Regions from separate parts of the Homo sapiens genome. Here region 1 is linked to region 2. Evidence: chromatin loops called from intact Hi-C (ENCODE). Cell type or tissue: adrenal gland. All regions are shown on one strand. Each heading gives the region's core, and the rest is flanking DNA. Links, peaks and the distances in the headings are about the cores only.

Region 1 (5,373 bases), core at 290-5,289, 830 kb after region 2:
GATCTCTGGAATAAACAGTCTGGATTTAGGAGATTTGGCTGGGTGCCGCAGAGTCTGGTCAGGATCTGCCTAGAATGTTAAAGGAGGCGCTGACACATCTTCAGGAGGAGGTGGCCACCCTCCAAGCCCAGCCCTAGGGCATGGTCACAGGTGGCGGAGGGGCTGGGTGGGAGGCTGCTGGAAGAACTGAGCTGGGAAGGAACAGTCAAGCCCCTGTGAGATGGGCCCGGGCCAGGACCAGGCTTGCCTCCTGCAGTGTGGGAGAGGACAGGAGTGACGTCAACTCTCCCAAGATCCCACCCCTGAATAGTGGCTGCATTCATGTGGGTTGACCCCAACAGCAGGGGGTGTCAGAGCAACATCTCAGGAGCTGAGCAAATGTCCCAGGAGCTGAGCCACTGCCCCTTTGAGCACCTGTTCTCTGCGTTGGCTGCAGAGCAGATGTAGCACTGAGCAGAGGCAAATCTCTTTGGAACATCCTCGAAGCTGTTTCCTCCCCTTCCTGCCCCCGGCCCTCCTCACCTGCCTCTCCAGCTTCTTCAGTGTGGAGCCTCCGTGTTTGTGATACAGTCCACCGTGCTTTCTAAGCAGTGGTAGACTGGCCTCAAAGCCAGGCAGGCCAAGTTCGAGTCCCAGCTCTGCCCCCTATCAGCAAGGCACTGACCCTCTCCAAACCTATTTTCTTATTTGGGAAGTGAGAAGGACTAAAAGAGAGGATGCATGGAAAATGCTGACCACAGTGCCCACCACAGAAGAGAAATGGCAGCTATTGGCCAAGATGCCAGGCATTGAACAAGTTGTGGGACCACTCTTGGCAAATAGCACTGTAACCAGGACAAACTTGGTAGACTCCAAATAAAGCCACTTTGAAAAACTAAAAGAAGCTTATGGATGGATGATGAAGGAGGCCTCTGTTAGCCAAGATGCACTGAGCACTTACCATGGGCTGGCATGCCCTAAGCCTTTCCCATGCATTATCTCATTCGATCACATATCACCCTGACTAGAGTGGCACCCTTTTACAAATAAGGACACCGAAGCTTACATAAGAGCCCCAAGTCCCACAGATTGTAGGTGGCAGAACCAGGACATGGGCCGAGGCCCACCTGACCCCACTGCCAGTGCTTTTAACATATTTGCAAGGATAACTGCAATGTGGATAGGAATAGAAAGATAGCCTGGCCCCCGAGCCACAGTCAGGAAGGCAGAAAAGCCAGTGCAAGTAAACCAGCACATCCCTGAGCCAGGAGATACCTGATTCAGGATACCCCACCCCCATATTTGATAAAGACCCTGAGACAATTAGGAGAGAGGGGAGGAGACCCCCCTAGAATCCTTCTTGTGCTGCCCACAGTGAATGACTTCTCTCTTTGTATGTGTCCCCCTGCCACCCCCAGCTGGCTGTGCACACAAGATCAGCAGTGTGGAGGGGACCCTGGCGAGCCCCAACTGGCCTGACAAATACCCCAGCCGGAGGGAGTGTACCTGGAACATCTCTTCGACTGCAGGCCACAGAGTGAAACTCGTGAGTCATTTTTGTAGTTTATTGAGAATGTGGACTTGAGTATCAGGCAGATGTGCGTTTGAGTCTCTGCTCTGCCACTTCCCAGCTCTGTAACTTGGAAGTTACTCAACATTTCCAGGTCTCAGTTTCATTATCTGGAAAACATGGATACTAATGAAGCCTACTTCATCGGGCTGTTGTGCAGATTAAAAGAGACAACGCACAAAAGCTCTATAGGTCACACCTGGGCACAGTGGGACCCGCAGGAGGCGGCATCCACCACCCACATCTGCAGTGCTGTTTGAGATTCACTTGTTTCCAGTTTTAATTTTTTACAAGACAATACAGTCTCATGATTAAAAATGAGATGAATCAGTACAGGAGGTTGGAAATAGAAATCAAAAGACCCCAGAGCCCCCATTTCCACTCTAGAAATGACCACTCTAAACACATTCTTATGGATCCTTCTAGAAATTTTCTGTGCACAATCATGACTGTCAGTGCACAGGGAAATATATATGTTTTTGTTACTCAAATTCCTCTAATAAAATCCCATTCGTATTTTTTCTACAACTTACTTTTTTTTCCCATTAGTAATAGGAGACTAAGTTCTTTATGCAAATTCCCTCTTGAATTAAAAATTTTCCCCAAGCCTTTATTTGAAGTCTTTTTCACGTATATGATGTGTGGTTTGCACAGTTATTTCAAAGGAGAGTTGAATCTCCTAGGAGTCTCATTTCTCAACCCCCAGGGACTCCCACACTTTGGAGAATAAAGAACCCCTTTTGCCAGCTGGAGAATGTATTGTACTTCAGGCAGATGGACATTTTTTAAATGGGTTTTTCTGACTGTAGAGGTAAGTAGGATTGACCCTATGAACTGTGGACGATAACTCAGGGAGAATGGAAGAGAACAGAGAGGGAAAAGTCCATGATCAATGGACTATGGCGCAGGGACTTGCAGGTTGTTTATTGGTGAGAGCCATGAGTGAGGAGCAGAAGAGGCGAATGGGCCCCCAGGGCGTCGAGGGGTGAAGACAGGGCCTCTGACCACAGGGTGCTCCCAGCGGGCAGTTCACATGCTGGGCTGCCCGTGGGGAAACTGCTGCTCTGCTAAGAGCTGGTATCCCGGGTCAGCCTTGAATCTGGGTGAGGATGAACTGAAGAGAGCCTTAGGGAAAGGCACTGCTTCTCCAAGACCGCCATCTGCTGGGAAATGTTCGCAATGGCAACATAGAGCCCCGAGGACCTCGGGGGAGGCGCCTTCTGGCGTTGGGAGCGCGCAAACGCACAACGGGAAGCGTTTGCCCGAGGCTCACAGACTCACGTGGTAGTTTCCAAAAGGCGTTCCCTTGGGAAACGGATGGTGGCTATATTGATTGCGCGCTTTTCGCTACCATAGAATGTGAGTTGAATACTTCTCAAGGAAGCTGGTGGTGTTCACTGCATGTGGGTGGCGACAGGGCGCCCCATGGACCTCCTGGGAGCTCCCTGCCTGCTGAGCCTAAGGCTCCCTTCCACTGCATGGCCGTCCCGGTGCCACTGCTCCCCTGTCCCGTGTCTCTACCCACCACCTTGGCCCAGTGCTCCCTATGTCACTGGCGGGAGAGCTTTGCCCAAGTACGTTAGTGTGTGGGAGTCATTCTTCTGAAAGCCTGCATTGCCGTGCTGGTCCCTTCCCCCTCCCAACCTCCATCTCTGCGCTGCCAGGCCAGCCCCGCTCTTTTGAATTGACACCCCCCCCCCCCCCCCGCAACTAATGTCCTGTCTCCCTGCTCTGTCATTTGGTCCAAGTCTTCATCTAACACCGTCCCCGCTCACCTTATCCCATCTCCCTTGACGCTGGGGCTCCCATCAGTCGGCCACCTACCCAGCATCTGAGAAGCCTGCATTCAGGGCTGAAAAGCCTGGAATGGTGCGGCGCCCCTGGCGAGCGTTAGGGGACAGTCCTTAGGGGGAACAGGGAGAGGTGAGGCAGCATAACCTGATGACTGATAGCAGTGGGGGTTGGAGAAGGCTAGCTGGGGTCAAGTTCAGCTTCATCTGTCTCCAGCTGTGTGAGCTGGGGCAGGCCAGCCAGCTTCTCTAAAACTCATTTTCCCCATCTGCATGTTGGAAATAATAACAGCTCTTCCTTCACAGCATCACCAGAAGTAAGAGAGAAAATGCGCATAAATGCTTGGCATGGAATAAACACTCGGCGAGAGTCAGCCACCATGAGGGTGCTGCCTGGAGCAGCGTGCACCTCATACAACCTCACCAGCGTCATTTGTACTAAAGGGTCGTGCAGCAGAGTGCACAGGTCAACAGCAGGGTCTCTGATGCCAGAGCACCAGATCATGGCCCAACTCTCAGTATGTGACCTTGGGCAAGTCATCTGACAGCGATGAGCCTCATTTTCCTCACCTGTAAAGCGGGGATTAGACACATCACAGGGGTGTAAAGATTAAATGAGGCGATACTTGTAAAGCATTTAAAACAGCTGCCGACAGAGTGGGCACTCAGCCCTTGCTGGCTCTTAGCCCTAAGTGAGAGAGAAGCTGTGTGATGGGATGGAAGGAAGACAGATTTGGGCTGTGTAAAGCCTGGCTCTGTCGCTTAATAGCTGTCAAAATGTCAAGCATTTAATCTCTGAACCCCTGCTCTCTCATCTGCAGTGTGGTCATTGTAGCAATAGCTCATGTAACTACTTCATAGGGCCACTTGCTGGACCAAAAGCAAGGCGGAGGTTGAGACCCTCTCTACAGATGTCCTCAAGCATCATCACGGCCACACACCCCCTGCACAGCCAGCTGGACGTCTCCCTGCACTGCCTCGCCCCTTCCTGTCCCAGAACTGGAAAGGAGGCCCCCACCCCAGCTGAACGCCAGGCCCTTGCCTTACTTTCTGCTCTTCTGTCCCCAGACCTTTAATGAGTTTGAGATCGAGCAGCACCAGGAATGTGCCTATGACCACCTGGAAATGTATGACGGGCCGGACAGCCTGGCCCCCATTCTGGGCCGTTTCTGCGGCAGCAAGAAACCAGACCCCACGGTGGCTTCCGGCAGCAGTATGTTTCTCAGGTTTTATTCGGATGCCTCAGTGCAGAGGAAAGGCTTCCAGGCAGTGCACAGCACAGGTACCTGGGGTGGGACACTGGCTTCCACCTGATGAGCACTTGGACAGGAGACAGAGAAATGGTGAAGGCACGACAAGGACTGCCTTTTATTCTGACTGGGGGAGGGCGAGGGGAGGAAGGTGCGTGATAAAATGTCCTATTAAAATGAAGCATCAAGCTGGGCGTGGTGGCTCATGCCTGTAATCCCAGCACTTTGGGAGGCCGAGGCAGGCGGATCATCTGAGGTCAGGAGTTCGAGACCAGCCTGGGCAACATGGTGAAACCCCGTCTCTACTAAAAATACAAAATTAGCTGGGCATGGTGGTTGGTGCCTGTAATTCCAGCTACTCAGGAGGCTGAGGCAGGAGAATTGCTTGAACCTGGAGGCAGAGATTGCAGTGAGCCAAGATCGTGCCATTGCACTCTAGCCTGGACGATAGAGTGAGACTTTGTCTCTAAAAAAATAAAAAAAATAAAATGAAGCATCAGCAACCAAAGGGAAAAGGGCCGTCTTCTTTCAATGTCCTTAATTGACGCAATTTGAAATGGACAACCCTTTGTTAGTGCCCCATTTTTTCCTCCCTCCTTCTTTCCTTCCTTTCTTCCTCTCTTTTAAAAATATATTTTGGCCGGGCACGGTGGCTCACACCTGTAATCCCAGAACTTTGGGAGGCTGAGTGGGGAGGATTGCTTGAGCCCAGGAGTTCAAGACCTGCCAGGGCAAGATGGTGAGACCACCCCCCGATCTCTACAAAATAAAAACTAGAAAACAT
Region 2 (5,373 bases), core at 212-5,211:
TCTCCATGTTGGTCAGGCTGTTCTCAAACTCCTGACCTCAGGTGATCCGCCCACCTCAGCCTCCCAAAGTGCTGGGATTACAGGTGTGAGGCACCGCGCCCAGCTGCTAATTTTTATATTTTTAGTAGAGACGGGGTTTCATCATGTTGGCCAGGCTGGTCTCAAGCTCTTGACTTCAGGTGATCCACTCGCCTCGGCCTCCCAAAGTGCTGGGATTACAGGTGTGAGCCACCATGCCTGGTGATGAACAGTCTTTAATAGTGTTTAATATGTGATAGAAAAATATAACTTATATGTTAAGTCTGAATTTCTAGATTCTTTAGGACCAGGCTAAAGTGTATATTTGGGGTTGTTTTGTTTTGTTTTTTAGAGACAAAGTCTCTGTCATCCATCCAGGCTAGAGTGCAGTGGTGCCATCATAGCTCACTGCAGCCCCTAACTCCTGGGCTCAAGCAATCCTCCTGCCTCAGCCTTCTGAGTAGCCGCGATTACAGGCACACACCACAGTGCACAGCTAATTTTAAAATTTTTTTTTAGAAATGGGGTCTTGGTATGTTGCCCAGGCTGGTCTCATATTCCTGGCTTCAAGTAATCCTCTTGCCTTGCTCTCCCAAAATGCTGGGATTACAGGCATGAGCCACTGTGCCCACCTAAAGTGTGTATTTGAATTTGTATCAAATTTAAAATGTTGAGGAAGAAATAGAAAAGTGGCCTGCATATGTGATAAAATTACTGAAAGTTTGCTAAAGTTTGGTGAAGATTACCATGGGCGAAATGGTGAAGGGGAAGATGACAGGGTAGTTTTAGGCACAGGAGTTCCTCCACAACCGAATAGGGGCTCCACTGACGGAGGGGGTGGGAGGGGAGCAGAGGGGAGAGCAAAGGAAGCTGTGTTTTTGTTTTGTTTTGTGTTTTTCTTTTTGAGACGGAGTCTTGCTCTGTTGCCCAGGCTGGAGTGCAGTGGCGCGATCTCGACTCACTGCAAACTCTGCCCCCCGGGTTCACGCCATTCTCCTGCCTCAGCCTCCCGAGTAGCTGGGACTACAGGCATCCGCCGCCACGCCCGGCTAATTTTTTTGTATTTTTAATAGAGACGGGGTTTCACCATGTTGGCCAGGATGGTCTCGATCTCCTGACCTCGTGATTCACCCACCTCAGCCTCCCAAAGTGCTGGGATTACAGGCGTGAGCCACCGCGCCCGGCGGCTGTGAGGGCTGATAGGGCACTGGTTCTCAAACTGACCAGGCAGCCAAGTCACCTAGAAGTCTTTCTGAAGCATGGCCGGGCCTTACCCCTGGAGTCTCTGATGCAGGTCTGAGGCCCAGGAACTTGCATTTCTCATTGGTTCCCAGCTGATGCTGATACTGTTGGTCCAGCATGACACAGAACCACTGATGCAGAGGTGGCAGTGGGTGTGCGGTTTGTGCCCTGTGGTGGGTGTGGATACAGGGAGGCCGCCCACTGCGGGAAGTGGAGGGGCTGGTGTGGCTGGGAAGACCCCCAGGCAGAAAGGTGGGATTGGGCCTTGGCCCACAGGATGAGAGCAAGCTCACGAGCTGGCGCCTGGTGCTGTGCACACAGTGGGCGCCGAGGCGGGCAGGGGCCCAGGAGGGCGGCAGCTGGAGCTGGTCCTCCACAATTAGGAGGGCTGATTGCCTGGGCCACACACCTGCAGCATAGTGCCAAAGGGGAAAAAGGGAAATAAATCCAGACCCTCTGAGAGTGCCCCCAGGAGGCTGCCTACTCTAGTTTTTCTGCCATTTTGATTAGCTCTGACAGAAAGGAAACCAATTTCTCCTGAGCGTAAATGTCTTAGGCATTTGTATGCCTTATCGCATTTAATCATCATAGTCTCGTGATGTCGGTATCACCCATCCATTTTTAAGGATGAGGGAACTAAGGCCTTGAGAAGTGAAGGAACTTGCTCGTTGTGATCTAGGTGGACCTAGGATGCAATAGCCTTGGGGCTGACTTGTCTGATTAAACCTTCCCGAGGCTTCCCTCACCCCCAATATTATCATTTGAATGTGTAATCAATAGAAAACCAATATGTAATCAGTATAATCCATTGTTAAAGAGCTACTTTACATTATTTTTCATACTAAGTCTTAGAGATTCAGTATGCATGTTACACCTTCAGCCCATCTCAATTCGGATGAGTCGCATTTCAAGCGCTCCATAGCCCTGTGCCCCCTACTCCTGTGGGACAAGAGCTGCCCGCAGGGATGAGAATGTCCAGCCACACGTGCCTGTAATCACCATTTCTACCACTAGATGGCGCAGGTGAGCTTCCCTGGTTCAATGCATCAAGTGTTAAGAGACGGGGTTGGTGGGGACTTAAATTTCTCTGTCTTTGATTTATTTGTTTAAATTTTAATCATTCTGCCAGAAGTGAGCTTGAAAGATTCCAAGCCACTACATACTTACCCTAGAAAAATCACAGGTAGTTGGGTCTGTGTGTGTCTGGGTACAACTGTAGAACGGAGTACTCCAAGTTAACGTCCATGTAGAATACAATGTTTATTAAAAGATAAATAATTTTAAAATTGCTAATTTAAAGCTTACACGTACATTATGAAAACCTAATAGTAACTGTAGTAATTATTTAGAACTCAGGCAAAACAAGGATTTTTTTTTTTTTGGATGAGTATTTTCTTACTGGCATTGTTTAGAACAGCAGGTGTATTGTGATAACAAAAAGGAGACCAACTATTAGTTAATTATTTAAAAACTTCTTCAGAGACAAATGACTCTTTTTTTTTTTTTTTTTTGAGACGGAGCTTGGCTCTGTTGCCCAGGCTGGAGTGCAGTGGCACGATCTTGGCTCGCTGCAACCTCCGTCTCCTGGGTTCAAATGATTCTCCTGCCTCAGCCTCCCGAGTAGCTGGGACTACAGGCACACACCACCACGCCCGGCTAATTTTTGTATTTTTAGTAGAGACGGAGTTTCACCATGTTGGCCAGGCTGGTCTCGAACTCCTGACTTCAGGTGATCTGCCCGCCTTGGCCTCCCGAAGTGCTGGGATTACACATGTGAGCCACTGCACCCGGCTGACAAATGACTTGTGTTCTGCACCCAAGGGGAACTGATTCCACAACGTACCCCCTCATCACCCCCTAGCCTTGGTCCACCATTGGTCCTCGCCATCCTGGAGCTTCCATTCTGTTTCAAGGATGAGGAATCTGAGCCTAGAGAAGCACAGTGTCCCCACTTCTGTCACATGGGTGCTAGCGGCAAACCTGGACTAGAAGTCAGGTACCCCAGACTCCCTGCCCAGTGCTCTTTTCACTGGGTCATTCTGTTTTAGCAGTGGTGGCCATGGCAGCCATTTCTGTTTCTCATGTCTCTAAACCCTAAGCCTGAGACAGTGACCAAGGGCCCAACCCCTGCTATGTCATTTATAGTCTGAGCATAGGGCTGGGACCAGAGGAGGCCCCCAGCAAATTGTTGAGTGAATGTTGAAAGGAAGGAAAGAAAATGCCCTCCAGACATTTCAGAAGCTCATCATTCCTGGAGGTGGGGGGACCTCAGCCAGCCATCTGGTGGCAGACTAACTACATTGGACCCCTTCCACCATAGAGGGGACATCAATTTTGTCCTCACTGGAACAGACTCTTATTCTAGATATGGATTTGCCATCTCTTCCCAAAATACTTCTGCCAGTGCAACCATCTGTGTCCATGGAATACCTCATTCACTGTCATGGAATTCTACATAATATAGCTTCTGTCTTGCTCTGTCGCCCAGGCCGGAGTGCAGTGGCACGATCTTGGCTCACTGCAACAACCTCCACCTCCCGGGTTCAAGAGATTCTCCTGCCTCAGCCTCCTGAGTGACTGGGATTACAGGCACCCGCCACCACACCAGGCTGATTTTGTATTTTTAGTAGAGATGGGGATTCACCATGTTGGCCAGGCTGGTCTCAAACTTTTGACCTCAAGCAATCCACCCGCCTTGGCCTCCCAAAGTGCTGGGATTACAGGCATGAGCCACCGCGCCCAGCTGTCTTTTTACTTTCTTATTGTGGCTCCAGAAAATGTTGAATTACCTATGATATCTGAATAGCTAGTATATGTATATGGCACCAGATTCAAAAGGTATGAAAGGATATTGAGACTCACAAAATGGAAGAAAATATTTGCAACTTATATATCTGACAAGGGAGTAGTGTCTAGGATATATAAAGAATTTTTTTTTTTTTGAGACAGGGTCTTGCTCTGTTTCCCAGGCTGTTGTGCAGTGATGTGATCACAGCTCACTGCAGCCTCAACCTCCTGGGCTCAAGCAATCCTCCCACCTCAGCCTCCCCATTAGCTGGCACTACAGATGTGTACCACCATACCTAGCTAATTTTTTGTAGAGATGGGATCTCGCTGTCTTATCCAGGCTGGTCTCACGTTCCTGGGCTCATGGGCTCAAGCCATCCTCCTGACTTAGCCTCCCAAAGTGTTGGGATTACAGGCATGAGCCACTGAGCTTGGCCAAGAATTCTTACAACTCAACAATAAAAAAAAACAAATAACCCAATTTAAAAATGGGCAAGGATATGAATAGACATTACTTCAAATAAGACGTACAAATGTCCAGTAAGTGTATGAAAAGATGTTCTGCTGCTTGAATCCAAAGAGTGTTAGTTCATGTCCTGTCCAGGAGATGATTTCCCCCACCTTGACTTTCCCCAGTGTCATTCAAGCCCCAGCTTTTAAGATCCCGCCCCCTAGAAGCCTTCTCTCTCCAGGCAGAGCTCTTGGCTCCACTAGCTGAATTCCCACAGCAGCATGAACGCATCTCTTCTGGAGCCCTGGTCACGTTGCACAGTGTTTATGTGACTGCTTTTCTTAGAGATGGTGAGCTCCTGCAGGGAAGGGATCAGTTCCTATTCACCCTTGCATCTCCCTGGCTTAGCAGGGTGCCTGGAACACAGCAAAGACTCAGTGTCTGGCTGGCTGGCTTGCAGGAAGGACAGCTGTCTCTATTTTTAATTTTTTTAGAGATAGGTTCTCACCTGGGCTGGAGTGCAGTGGTGCGATGACAGCTCACTACAACCTTGAACTCCCAGGGCTCAGGCGATCCTCCCACCTCAGCCTTCTGAGTAGCTGGGACCACAGGCACGTACCACCATGCCTGGTTGCCGCCTCTATTCTGGACTGAGAGTAGGAGACTGTAGCAGGAAGTCAAACCTGATTAGGTAAAGACCACGGCTCAGAAAGGTTAGGGAACTGCGCAGAGAGTTCTGGAACTGTGGCTGCCTCCATCTTACTAGAAAGATGAAACTGCTTTCTGAACCTGAAAACTCACCTATCTGGCTTGTAGATCTTTTAATATTCTAGGTTCCTGACTGAATGGGACGCCCATGAGTCACTGTAGGGGGG

Evidence for each region. A loop is a pair of places that touch in the nucleus more often than their neighbours do. Peaks named below come from ENCODE experiments on the same cell type or tissue, not always from the same donor. Only the 100,000 strongest peaks of a DNase experiment are listed, where the experiment ranks them.
Region 1: it touches region 2 in a loop (3-fold over the local background); 9 of 110 quality-filtered maps call a loop at or near these places.

The regions. Positions count from the first base shown.
Region 1 is chr10:96,372,844-96,378,216 of GRCh38, reverse strand. TLL2 (tolloid like 2) reads left to right here. Exons shown (of 21, transcript NM_012465.4): 18 at 1,398-1,525; 19 at 4,408-4,621. Among named protein-coding and RNA genes, the nearest start is that of OPALIN, 17 kb to the right of the region's middle. In adrenal gland, for the core only: a CTCF peak has its summit at 2,742 (motif pointing left); a DNase peak (open chromatin) is centred at 2,836; H3K4me3 peaks cover 761 bases.
Region 2 is chr10:97,207,579-97,212,951 of GRCh38, reverse strand. The region is part of intron 11 of ARHGAP19-SLIT1 (ARHGAP19-SLIT1 readthrough (NMD candidate)); the gene reads left to right. Among named protein-coding and RNA genes, the nearest start is that of SLIT1, 24 kb to the right of the region's middle. In adrenal gland, for the core only: a CTCF peak has its summit at 2,267 (motif pointing right); a DNase peak (open chromatin) is centred at 2,231.